Linked DNA regions of Homo sapiens: all the other regions are linked to region 3. Evidence: chromatin contacts called from ENCODE Hi-C or POLR2A ChIA-PET data. All regions are on one chromosome and are shown on one strand. Each heading gives the region's core, a stretch centred on a gene start or an enhancer-like site at or near the end of the contact. The rest is flanking DNA. Distances are from core to core; before and after follow the strand shown.

Region 1 (2,500 bases), core at 1-2,500, 430 kb after region 3:
ACGCATCCCTGGGGGCACAGGCATCCCTGGGAGAAAATGTCTGGGGAACCAAGCGTTCCCTGCACTGTACAAAAATCCTGGGGAGCAGGTGCATGGGGGCACACACATGCCTAGAGGCAAATCTGTCATATGTCTTCCCGGGGCACACACATCCCTAGGAATACAAGAGTCCCAGGGAAGAAATGAATGGGGGACCTGCATCCCGGGGTACACTAATCCCTGGAGGCACAGGAAGAGTTCCCAGGGGATATGTCAGGCCCAGGTGGTTTAAGGAAACCGTACTGCATACCCGCTATGGGAGGGCTCCTTCCCGGGGACCCACCTGAGGCCGGCCTTTCTCCATCTGCCTTTCCACAGCAGCTCCCCTCACCTCTCACCAATCCGAAATCTCACTATAGGGCATGGTCCCGGGGCAGAACCTCCCCACCCAAGCAGAAAATTCCAGAATGTATCTCCCAGGAGGCCCTGGGCAAGCGGTACACTTAAAGACACCAGACTATCCCTTGCAACTCTAACAATCTTTAAAACGTACGAGGTTGGTAGTGTTTCGTGAGCACACGCAGTAAAAAATTTAAAAAAAAAAATTTTTAATGGGATCTCTGCAATTCTTGCTCGCAGGCCTCCCAGGCCTCAGCCCTGCACGCCCTGAGCCCCGCACCCTGCAGGGCGCCCGCGCAACACCCAGTAGTGGGTCCCCCAGGCCGTGTCTGCCCAGAGTGCCCTGCACACGTGAGCGTCACTGCTCATGGAATGAACGGTCACCCCGCGCGGCTGGCTATGCCGCTGGCCCAGGGAAGAGCTGAACACCCGGCAGGCAGAGCAGGCGCGGGCCCCGCACGGTGGCCCGAGGTCCCCGCCGCGCAGGCGCCCGCACGCGCGTTTGGCAGACTCCGGAGGCCACCGCGGCCCCACGCGCCAGGTCCCGGCCGTTGTTTACGGGTCCTGGGTCAAAGGCCTGGCCTGTCCCGAAGGTCGCGCAGCCGCGTGGGCCGGGCGGGGTGCGTGGGGGAGGGCGGGGGCGGCCTCGTGGGGCTCTAGGGCCGAGGGCGGGCACCGCCGGGCAGGTCCCCGGGGGTCGGCGGGCGCGGGCGCGCACTCACCCTCGCGCGCCCTCCGCTTCCTGGCCAGGGTGCCGCCCAGCTTGCCCAGGAACGACTCGTCCTTCTTCATCCTGCGGGGCCGCGGGGTGGGCGAGCGCGGCGCGGAGGACATGGGCCGCGCGTGGGGCCGGCGGCGGGCGCAGCGCGTGTGGAGCCGCCCGGTCGCCCCGGGGAGAGGCCGAGGGCGCGGCCCCGCCGCCGGCCCCCGCCCCGGTCCCGCCCCCGCCCCTGGCCTGGAGCGCGGCCCCGGCGTCCCGGATGCCCGAGGCCTGCTGGTCCCGGCCAGAGCCGTCCCCGTCCCGCGCCGCCGCTCAAGCTCAGAGAAGGGGCGTGGGGCCACCCCGGGAGCGGCGCAGCCTTTTCCCTACGCGTTGGAGCCCTGGGCTCTGCTCGGCTCCGCTAGTGGTGCCGGATCCAGGCGACAGCGCGACAGACACCATTGCCACGTGGGTGCAGCCTCAGGACGTCCTGAAAGCCGGAGAGAATCAGGTCACACGAACGTGGCCGGTCTGTTGTTAAGCTTCTGCCAAGAGCCAGGCCCGGGGCAGGGGGAGCCCTTCAGAACTGGGAATTGTCCCTACCCACGGGAAGCTTAGAGGATGGAGGGCAATGCGGGGCACAGGTCATTGGCCTGACCTCCAAGGGGAGTTCCAGGAGTTGTTTCTGGAAGAGGCGACGGGGAGGCCCCAGGAAATGGCTTGCAGGCCGGTACCATGAGGTGAGCAGAAGAGCAGGCCCTGGGGACAGTGTGGGGTGCCAGGGAGGGGAGAGGAGGGGAGACAGGCCTCGCATGTGTTGGAAGCAGAGGAAACGGCTTCATCCCGAGGACTGCCAGACAGGGCTATTTTTATTTTATTTTATTTTATTTTATTTTATTTTATTTTATTTTATTTTATTTTATTTTATTTTATTTTGTTTTGTTTTATTTTATTTTATTTTTTTAGACGTAGTCTTGCTTTGTTGCCCAGGCTGGAGTGCAGTGGCACAATCTCGGCTCACTGCAACCTCCACCTCCTGAGTTAAAGCGATTCTCCTGTCTCAGCCTCCTGAGTAGCTGGGATTACAGGTGCACGCCACCACGACCGGGTAATTTTTGTATTTTTAGTAGAGATGCGGTTTTGCCATGTTGGCCAGGCTGGTCTCGAACCCCTGACCTCAGGTGATCCGCCTGCCTCGGCCTCCCAAAGTGCTGGGATTATAGGTGTGAGCCACCATGCCCAGCCTAGATACCCAGGCAGGGCTTTGAGCTGTGATGTCACAGATGTTGCCTCTGGCTGATGGCTGCTCAGCAGGTGCTGGAGACAGAGAAGGCACAGGCAGGCGGACGGTGACTTAGGAGAAAAGCAAACAGATTTCTGAGATGCTCACAGCCAGAAGCCCCAGCCTTGAAGAAGTAGGAG
Region 2 (3,893 bases), core at 28-2,527, 500 kb after region 3:
TCACCCTTCACTCTTCCACCAATCAAGGATCTCCACACTTCAGCAAAAACATGAGGTCCAAACTCCTGAAGGAGATGGATTTGAGGTTTCCTCTCTTTTCCCATCTCCTCGTTCAGCGGCCCTGCAACTGAAACTCTTTCTCTGCTGCAACCCACTGTCTGAGTGTATTGACTTATCGAGCACACTGAGCAACAGACCTATTACAGTTACACAAAGAGATGTCAGAAGAGAAACGGTGTTTGATCTGAATGAAAGACATATAAAGGGAAGTTAAGTCCAATTATCGATGTCAGGCTGCGACTTCTGTGCTAAATTTTTTTGGAAGTTAATGGGGAACTACTGAAAACGTCTATGCAGGTCAAGTGAAGCAATCAAAGTTGCAGTAGAAAAGTAGTGTTGGGGCTGAGACTCAGGAAATCTGAGGTTTTAGGCCATTTGGAACCAGTAACTATGTGACCTTGGAGAAGTAACTCATTATCTGGCCCTTATTTAAGATTAGGATAAACGAGAGGAGTTTGGCAACCAGTACAGTTAGTCAGGCGCCAGGCACCCAAGTATTCACATGCATTGTCTTTTAATTCTCTTTTAAGCCAGGCGAGGTAGGTACTATTACTACCTCCACTTTAAAACAGGAAGTAAGGCAGAGAGCGGTTCCGTCTTTTGCACGGTAGACAGGAGAAAAGAGGACCCCTAGATAGGTTTGAGTTAGAAGACTTCAAAGGATTCTTGTTGCTCTAGGAGCCTACAATGGCTCCAGCAGCGGCTGAGCGGGGAAAGGCTGGAAGTGACCAGTAAAGAGAGAAAACTTAAAATCATGCAAAGAAAGAGCACATTCACTGCGGTCTAAGACATCACAGAAAGTTGGCAAGTCCTTTGGGCCACGGACTCGCCGAGTGACCTTTAGCCAAGTCTCGTCCCTCCTATCAGGTTCCTGCTCGAAGGTCTGCAAGACTCGCTGGCCCGAGGCGACCTCTTTTCGGCCTCCTCCACCCAGCCCGGCACCCTTGGCACCCTCTCTCCCGGTGAACCCTGGGCGCAGCCACGAGAGCGTCTCCCCGCGGCGCCCGTCTGCCCTGCTGGCCCAGAGGCCTCGCAGCCCGCGGGTCGCTGGGCCTCTTACCCGGGCGTGCACAGTCCCCATGGTTCCCTCTCCAGCCGCTGCCTCGCAGAGCTGCCCGGGCGGGACAGAGCGTCTGCTGCTGAGGGCAGAAGGCGGGTCCGCGGTGGCGGAGCTGCAGGTCAAGGCAACTCCCACAAACCCCCGGACGCGGAACACTGGGGGCGGCCATGATTCCCCGCCTTCTCCGCGCCCCCTGGCTCGCGATGCCTTCGCTCATTGGTCCTTATGCGCCTGTGACCCGGATGTTCACACGGCCGCGGAGGACGTTCTGACTGCGCAAGCGAAGAGCGTTCACTGACATCCGCGAAGCTGCTGGCGCGTGGACTGTGTGGGGAGGGCGCGTGGGGTGAAGGTGGGTCTGCGAGAGGGTCCGCTGGGAGGCTGGCGTCTGGCGTTGGCGCCTGAAAGAGATCAGACCAGCTGTTGGGTGTCACTCAAGTCCTGCTGCTCTTAGCCCTCCTAGCACCCCCGACCCGAGGGTGCTGTGCTTGTGCCCACGCGCCGGTGAAGCCCCGAGACTCAGCGGGGAGACCCCGGGTCCGGCCACCCCCGAGCTGCAGTAGTCGGGTCTCACCGGCATCTGCTACACAAACCCGGATTGGTGCCCTGGCTCCTTTCGTTCAAGTCATTGGAACCCCCACTCAAAATCGTCAAAATGAAGACGATGGTCGTGTCTCCTTCTTGGGGGTTGGATTAAAAGGGCCTAATGTGAGAGACGGAAAGCAAAGCTCCCGGCACCGGGCCGGGCACACGGTGGGCGCTAGATAATGACCGCTATTCACTCAACTGCAGCCAGTAATTATGGGCGAGGGCCATCTAGGTGCTTGCATGAGAACCAGTCATATCGGTGAAGAAGACGGCCATGGGCTTAGGTTTTGGTGGCAAAACAGCTCCCCTGCCCCAAAAAAGAAAAGAGAATAGAAAAGAAAAAGGCATAATAAATATCAGCCACACATTGTGATAAGTATATTGAAAGAAACGAGACAGAATAAGAAAAGAGGAAGCTTCAGTATCCTGTCACGTTGCCACTCCCTTCTGATAACAGAAGCATCTTTTCTTCTGTCCCCTTACTCCCTCCCAGAAACCCTGACACCCTTTCCATTTAAATAGCAGCACCCTAGGCCTCCAACATCCCTGAGCTAAATATTCAAGTCCACATGTCCCTTCTTGCCTGGAAAGAGACAGAACCCAGCACCAGCCAGGCCCCTGCCCTTCCCTCACTCTCAGTTCCCTGAGCCTCAATTCCTTATCTGTAAAATGGAAATGATAGCCTAAGGCATAAGGTCTGAGGACCTCATGAGATCAAGCATGGGGCCTGGCACTCTGTAAACATCGAATCAACCAGATTTTCTTTGCCCAAACAGCCCTCTTTTCTTACACTTTCTTCCTCGTTATTCTTCTGAGTATGCCACTTGTAAAGGATAAGCCATGAGGTTGCCCTGCAGAGTGCAAGATGGTTGCAATATTTGAGAGCCTATTGTGTGTGAGGCCCTGGAGGATGGCAGAGGGAACAGGAGGAAAACAAAGTCACATGCTTTACCCTCAAACAAAGGGCTGTCTGCGATAGTTACAATGTATATATTAAAGGCTATCTGTGATAGTTACAATGTATATAATATATTAAAGGCTGTCTGTGGTAGTTAACAATGTGTATATTAAAGGCTGTGATAGTTACAATGGGTATACTATATTAAAGGCGGTGGTAGTTACAATGTATATAATATATTAAAGGCTGTGATAGTTACAATGTACATAATATATTAAAGGCTGTGATAGTTATAATGTATATATTAAAGGCTGTCTGTGATGGTTATAATGTATATAATATATTGAAGGCTGTCTGTGATGGTTATAATGTATATAATATACTGAAGGCTGTCTGTGATAGTTAAGATGTATATATTAAAGGCTGTCTGTGATGGTTACAATGTATATAATAAAGACTGAGAAGTCTCACAGTGCATATACTGGTTTCCTTCTCTTTAACCCAGTATTTCTTGAATTTATTGGGTCATAGAGATTTTTGGTTTTGGAGATTTTTCTGTGGCCTCTGGCAATGCTATTCAACAGTATTTCTTGTGCTCCTCTTTTGGGCACAAGAGAGGATTGCATCTCCCTGCTCCCATCCATGTGACTTGCTTTGGTCAACACATTGTGAGCAGAAGAGAGATGTGCCACTCTGGATGAGAACCTTTAAGAACCATATTTCTCTAACCATGCCATGGCAATCAGCGATCCCCCAATGGTGGGGCACCTACAGGCTAGGTCTGGGAGTGAGGACGACTTAAAATGAAGCCCAGCCACATTTGCTGGACATACAGCACGAATGAGAAATAAACCTTTTGGGTTTTGCTTGTTAATGCAGCATAACTCAGCCTATCCTATATGATAATACCAGCTAGAAACATCTTCAAGGAAACCAGCATCCCAGAAAACCTGGTTTACAAAGTGCCAATCTTGTCCAATCAGAAGTAGAAGTGCAGTTTAGTGACTAAGCTAGTTTCCTTAATACAATCCAGGCTGAGTGCAATGGCTCATACCTATAATCTCAGCACTTTGGGAGGCCGAGGCAGGAGGATTGCTTGAGCCCAGGAGTTCAAGATCAGCCTAGGAAACACACCCCATCACTACAAAATAAAAATAAAAAATAAAAAAAATAGCTGGGCATAGTAGCAAGCACCTGTAGTCCCAGCTACTCCAGAGGCTGAAGCAAGAGGATTGCTTGAGTCCAGGAGTTCAAGATCAGCCTGGAAAACAGTGAGACCCCATCTCT
Region 3 (4,048 bases), core at 958-3,457:
ATCCTAGCACTTTGAGAGGCTGAGATGGGAGGATCACCTGAGGTCAGGATTTCAAGACCAGCCTGGCCAACATGGTAAAACCCCGTCTCTACTAAAAATACAAAAACTAGCCAGGCGTGGTGGCGGGCGCCTGTAATCCCAGCTACTCAGGAGGCTGAGGCAGGAGAATCACTTGAACGCAGGAGGCAGGGGTTGCAGTGAGCCGAGATTGTGGCACTTCACTCCACCCTGGGCGACAGAGCGAGACTCTGTCTCAAAAAAAAAAAAAAAAAAAAAAAAAAAGGAATGAAGAGTTGAATGAATGAGTGACAAAAAAACAGAACCAAGATTTGTTAAGTGCTGGGCCAGAGCCCTTTCTTCTGTCTCTCTCTTTTGAAAGGGTAAGGATATTTTACTCATTCTGCTTACGTTTAATGCATTTTGTTATTTTAGCTCAAACATAATTGCCTTTTCAGCATTTTTCTTCAAAATGATGATTTAGGGTCATCCAAATCTCAGTGCACATAGTGATAATATTTCTATATGATTTCCATTCAAAGTGAAGAATTTAAAATTTGGGGATGCTTTCAATAAGATCTAGTGAACAAAAGGAGCTTTTGCCCAAGATGATATCTTTTAAAATGTGCTCTATAAAGTTGCTTGGGGTCTAGGAGAACTAGATGATGGGGCTTTTCTAGGAACATCTGCGGACAGGCTTCCAGGCCCTTCCCAGAGTCTCTGCCCATCCAGGCCTTCTCCCCGGGTCCCTGAGGCCTCCACCACCTCCCCTCCAGCTTGCATCCCCCTCTACAACTATCTGAAGGGTCCCGACCAACATCTGCACCTCCCCTACCAGGCTTTACTCCCAGCCTTCTTTTTGAACAGGAAGGCATCTCGAAACTCAGTGTCCCAGGAATAAACTGTTCGTATGTACCCTCTGAGCCTCTGGAAAGAGGCTCATCTGAATCTTCAGGAGCAGGTTGAACAGCATCAGGAAGCAACAGATGTTTCAGCCCTGTCTAGGGCTCCATCATTCTAGGTGCAGAACATCTAGGCCCTCTCCAGCCAGGGTTTTTTCCTGGACTGAGAGCTGATTATTTTATTTTATTTTATTATTTTATTTTTTTGAGGCAGAGTCTCACTCTGTTGCCCAGTCTGGAGTGCAATGGTGCGATCTCGGCTCACTGCAGCCTCTGCCTCCCTGGTTCAAGTGATACTCCTGCCTCAGCCTCCTGAGTAGCTGGGATTACAGGCACCTGCCACCACGCCTGGCTAATTTTTTTGTATTTTTAGTAGAGACGGGGTTTCACCATGTTGGTCAGGCTGGTCTCGAACTCCTGACTTCAGGTGATCTGCCCATCTTGGTCTCCCAAAGTGCTGGGATTACAGGCATGAGCCACTGTGCCTGGACTGCTTATTTCTAAACCTAAATTTAAGCTTTCATTCTCTCCCTCCATTTCACTCTCTGCCCTGAGTGTGGGTCATGGTCGTCTTAAGATTAAAAACCAATGATCGAGTGGATGAGTCAAAAATGCTGGACTGATGTCTTGATTTGACTTCCCACTCTGCCACCAGTGGTAAGTCAGGTTTCTCATCTGAGCCTCTGTTTGCTCACCCTGTAAAGTGGGAAAATCCTATGACCCTATTTTTGTAAAGATAAGTCAAGAAAATGAACTGCTATTAGTGGAGGGCTTCATGACCATGAGAACTACAGAACCTGAAGAAAAGCATCCAAATAGTCCGGGTATTCATGCACGGTAAACCCCTGGAGGCACGTTCCTCTGTGACCGTGCATGCGTGTGCACACATACGAAGGTGACTGGCTCTCCCGCGACTCACAGAGGTGACTCCGGCAGAAACACAACGCCAGCACAGCAGGTCCTGGGGTGTGATGGTACCTCCTCCTGGGTGTCAAGTGGAGACCAGAAGTGCAGAGGACCAACCTCCTAAAGGCAGAAGAAAATGGCAAGTGGCCAATCGTTATATGTTGAGGCTACCATTGCATGTTCTGGGTTTACCACCTCTGTTTACCAGCCCGGTAGCCCTGGGCCTATCACTTAATATTCTTGTGCCACAGTTTCTTATCTTCAAAATCTGGATAATAATGGTAGCCACCTGCTCAGGATGTTTTCAGTTGCAAAGAACAGGAAACCACAAGAACCCAAATGGGCTTTTAAAGTAAATGTCAAGATGACATTCGTTTGCTAAACCGAAAGGCTCAGGTGAAGTGTGACTCAGCCGTTCAATGATGTAACAGAATATCTACTTTTGTTTTTTGCTTTCCCTCTACTTTCCTTTCTATGACATCAGATTCATCCTAAAGCTGGCTCCCTTTAGAGTCCAAAGAGGTCTGCCAGTGGCTCCCAGGCCTGCATGCCTCCTCATTAACATCCTTTGAGAGAGACAGAGTTTCGTTGTCTCATGCAAATATCACTACAGGTCCAAGTCATTCCTCAGAGGCTGGTATTACTCTTATCGGACCAATCTCAGTCCACCCCCAAATTGGAACCAATTACTAGGCCAGGGGATGGAATACACTGACTGGTTCAGATCAGATCACATGCTCCAGCCCTGGGACTGAGAGTAGAGCCAGTTTACTTGGACATCGAAACGGACATAGGGGACGGTGGGAAGGGAGAATAATGCTAGGAGGTGACGATTATTTATTATAGTCCTCACAGCCCTTGGCTACCCAAGGTTCATACAGATCCTTCCTCTTCCCATGAACATTCAAAGTTGCCTACATCCATATAAACACAAAGAAGACAACCAAAATCTCTTCCAGCCTTCCAGGGACTGCCTTCATCTCCCAGTTCAAGATCTCATTCCAGGAATATTTACAGTCCTTCCATCAAATCTGGATGGAAGTTATCATAGTACAGGGAAAGAATAATAAAGAGAAATTAGCTCACAGGACCGAGATGTCCAGCAGGAGAGAGGCTCCTGGTGTGGTTTGGTTTAGAGGTTCTCAATGGCATTGGTGCTCCAGATGTTCCTCTGTAATTCTCTCATATCAATCCTTCACCAAGCAGGGGCTTTTCCCCAGTGGGGTTTCCTTATAGCTGCCAACAGCTCCCAGAGTTACTTGGGCCCTTGTCCCTGTACCATGGTAGCAAGAAGGCAGTCAAGTTTTGAGTCATTGCAAATCGGCCAGCATAGACTTTTGAGGTTGCAAGCAACAGAAATGCAACCCTAGCTTAAAAGAAAAGGGAAGTTATTTGTGGTCCGTGTGCCTGGGATGGGGAGGACACTGGATGTCCCATAGCAAGGGTGACAGGGCTCAGGCCACTTCAGCAAGGTTCTAAGGGGCAGCCCCATTGCTGTCGTGGATGGGCAGCACCCTCTGCCTTCCCCTGCCCTCCCTGAGCTGTGGCTCCTCAGTAAGGAGTTGGACACACAAACCCTCAGGTCCCGGAATCGAGGGGACCCTGAAGGGCATCCACACACCCGAGTATCATGGTACAGCAACACACGTGCCCCCATGAAGGGACAGTCTAGACTCCCCAGCCTCCCATCCAAGGCCAGCAGAAGCGCTTTTGCCAACATGCAGCCGGCTCCGCATGTTACCTTCTCAACCCAATTAAAGGTGGCTCTAGGGAGCGAGCTCGGAGCTGATAAATGTGCAGAAAGCAAACTGGACGCAACCGGAAGGCAAAATCTTTCCCATCACATAGACCAACTGTGCTCTGGTGGTCACATGGGATCTTTCCCATCACATGGACCCAATTAGCCGAGCCTGTGCTGTGGTGGTCACATGGGGAGCTCACAGGCTGTGGGAATCCGGAGCTTGCAGTGCAGTGATGCTGTGGTCCCCAGGCATGGCCACTTGCCCTGACATAGCCTGAGTCTCCTTCACAGAGGTTTGGGTTGTGATTTTAATATAGAGGAATTGTCCTGGGCCCACATGATAATACCTGCCCTATTAAAATGCTTTTTGTCCCTGACACCTGGATGAGGCCCGAGGACAGGTGTGTGGGCAGGAAAAGTTCAGAAAGGAGCTGAGATTGAGCGAGGCCCTACTGCATACCAGGACTGCCATTCCCTGCCTCACCGCCATCGCCACAGTGCG

What was found. Hi-C counts contacts between places; a loop is a spot of excess contacts on that map. ChIA-PET counts read pairs that join two places held with the same protein, here RNA polymerase II (POLR2A). Pooled maps may share reads with other maps.
Region 1: a loop to region 3 is called in a pooled map, with 4 times the contacts of the local background. The contact joins the promoter of PARVB here to the enhancer-like site in region 3. A Hi-C loop is called at or near these places in 4 of 50 pooled maps. POLR2A ChIA-PET finds 5 or more read pairs at or near these places in 2 of 52 experiments (A549 and activated CD4-positive, alpha-beta T cell).
Region 2: a loop to region 3 is called in a pooled map, with 5 times the contacts of the local background. The contact joins the promoter of SAMM50 here to the enhancer-like site in region 3. A Hi-C loop is called at or near these places in 4 of 50 pooled maps.

What each region holds. Positions count from the first base shown.
Region 1 is chr22:44,023,052-44,025,551 of GRCh38, reverse strand. PARVB (parvin beta) reads right to left here and starts at 1,250. Exons shown (of 13, transcript NM_013327.5): 1 at 1,101-1,250. The coding sequence starts at 1,212. RefSeq lists silencers at 743-952, 1,003-1,052, 1,123-1,242, 1,273-1,382.
Region 2 is chr22:43,952,826-43,956,718 of GRCh38, reverse strand. It overlaps SAMM50 (SAMM50 sorting and assembly machinery component), which reads right to left and starts at 1,277. Exons shown (of 15, transcript NM_015380.5): 1 at 1,121-1,277. The coding sequence starts at 1,141. RefSeq lists enhancers at 533-742, 548-1,299, 1,423-1,502, 1,583-1,632, 1,300-2,052 and a silencer at 1,185-1,459.
Region 3 is chr22:44,453,615-44,457,662 of GRCh38, reverse strand. No RefSeq gene overlaps it. Among named protein-coding and RNA genes, the nearest start is that of LINC01656, 12 kb to the right of the region's middle. RefSeq lists an enhancer at 1,927-2,076. Within about 2 kb of position 2,207, at least 4 of the 41 ENCODE cell types and tissues checked have a DNase peak (open chromatin) inside an H3K27ac peak, as active enhancers do.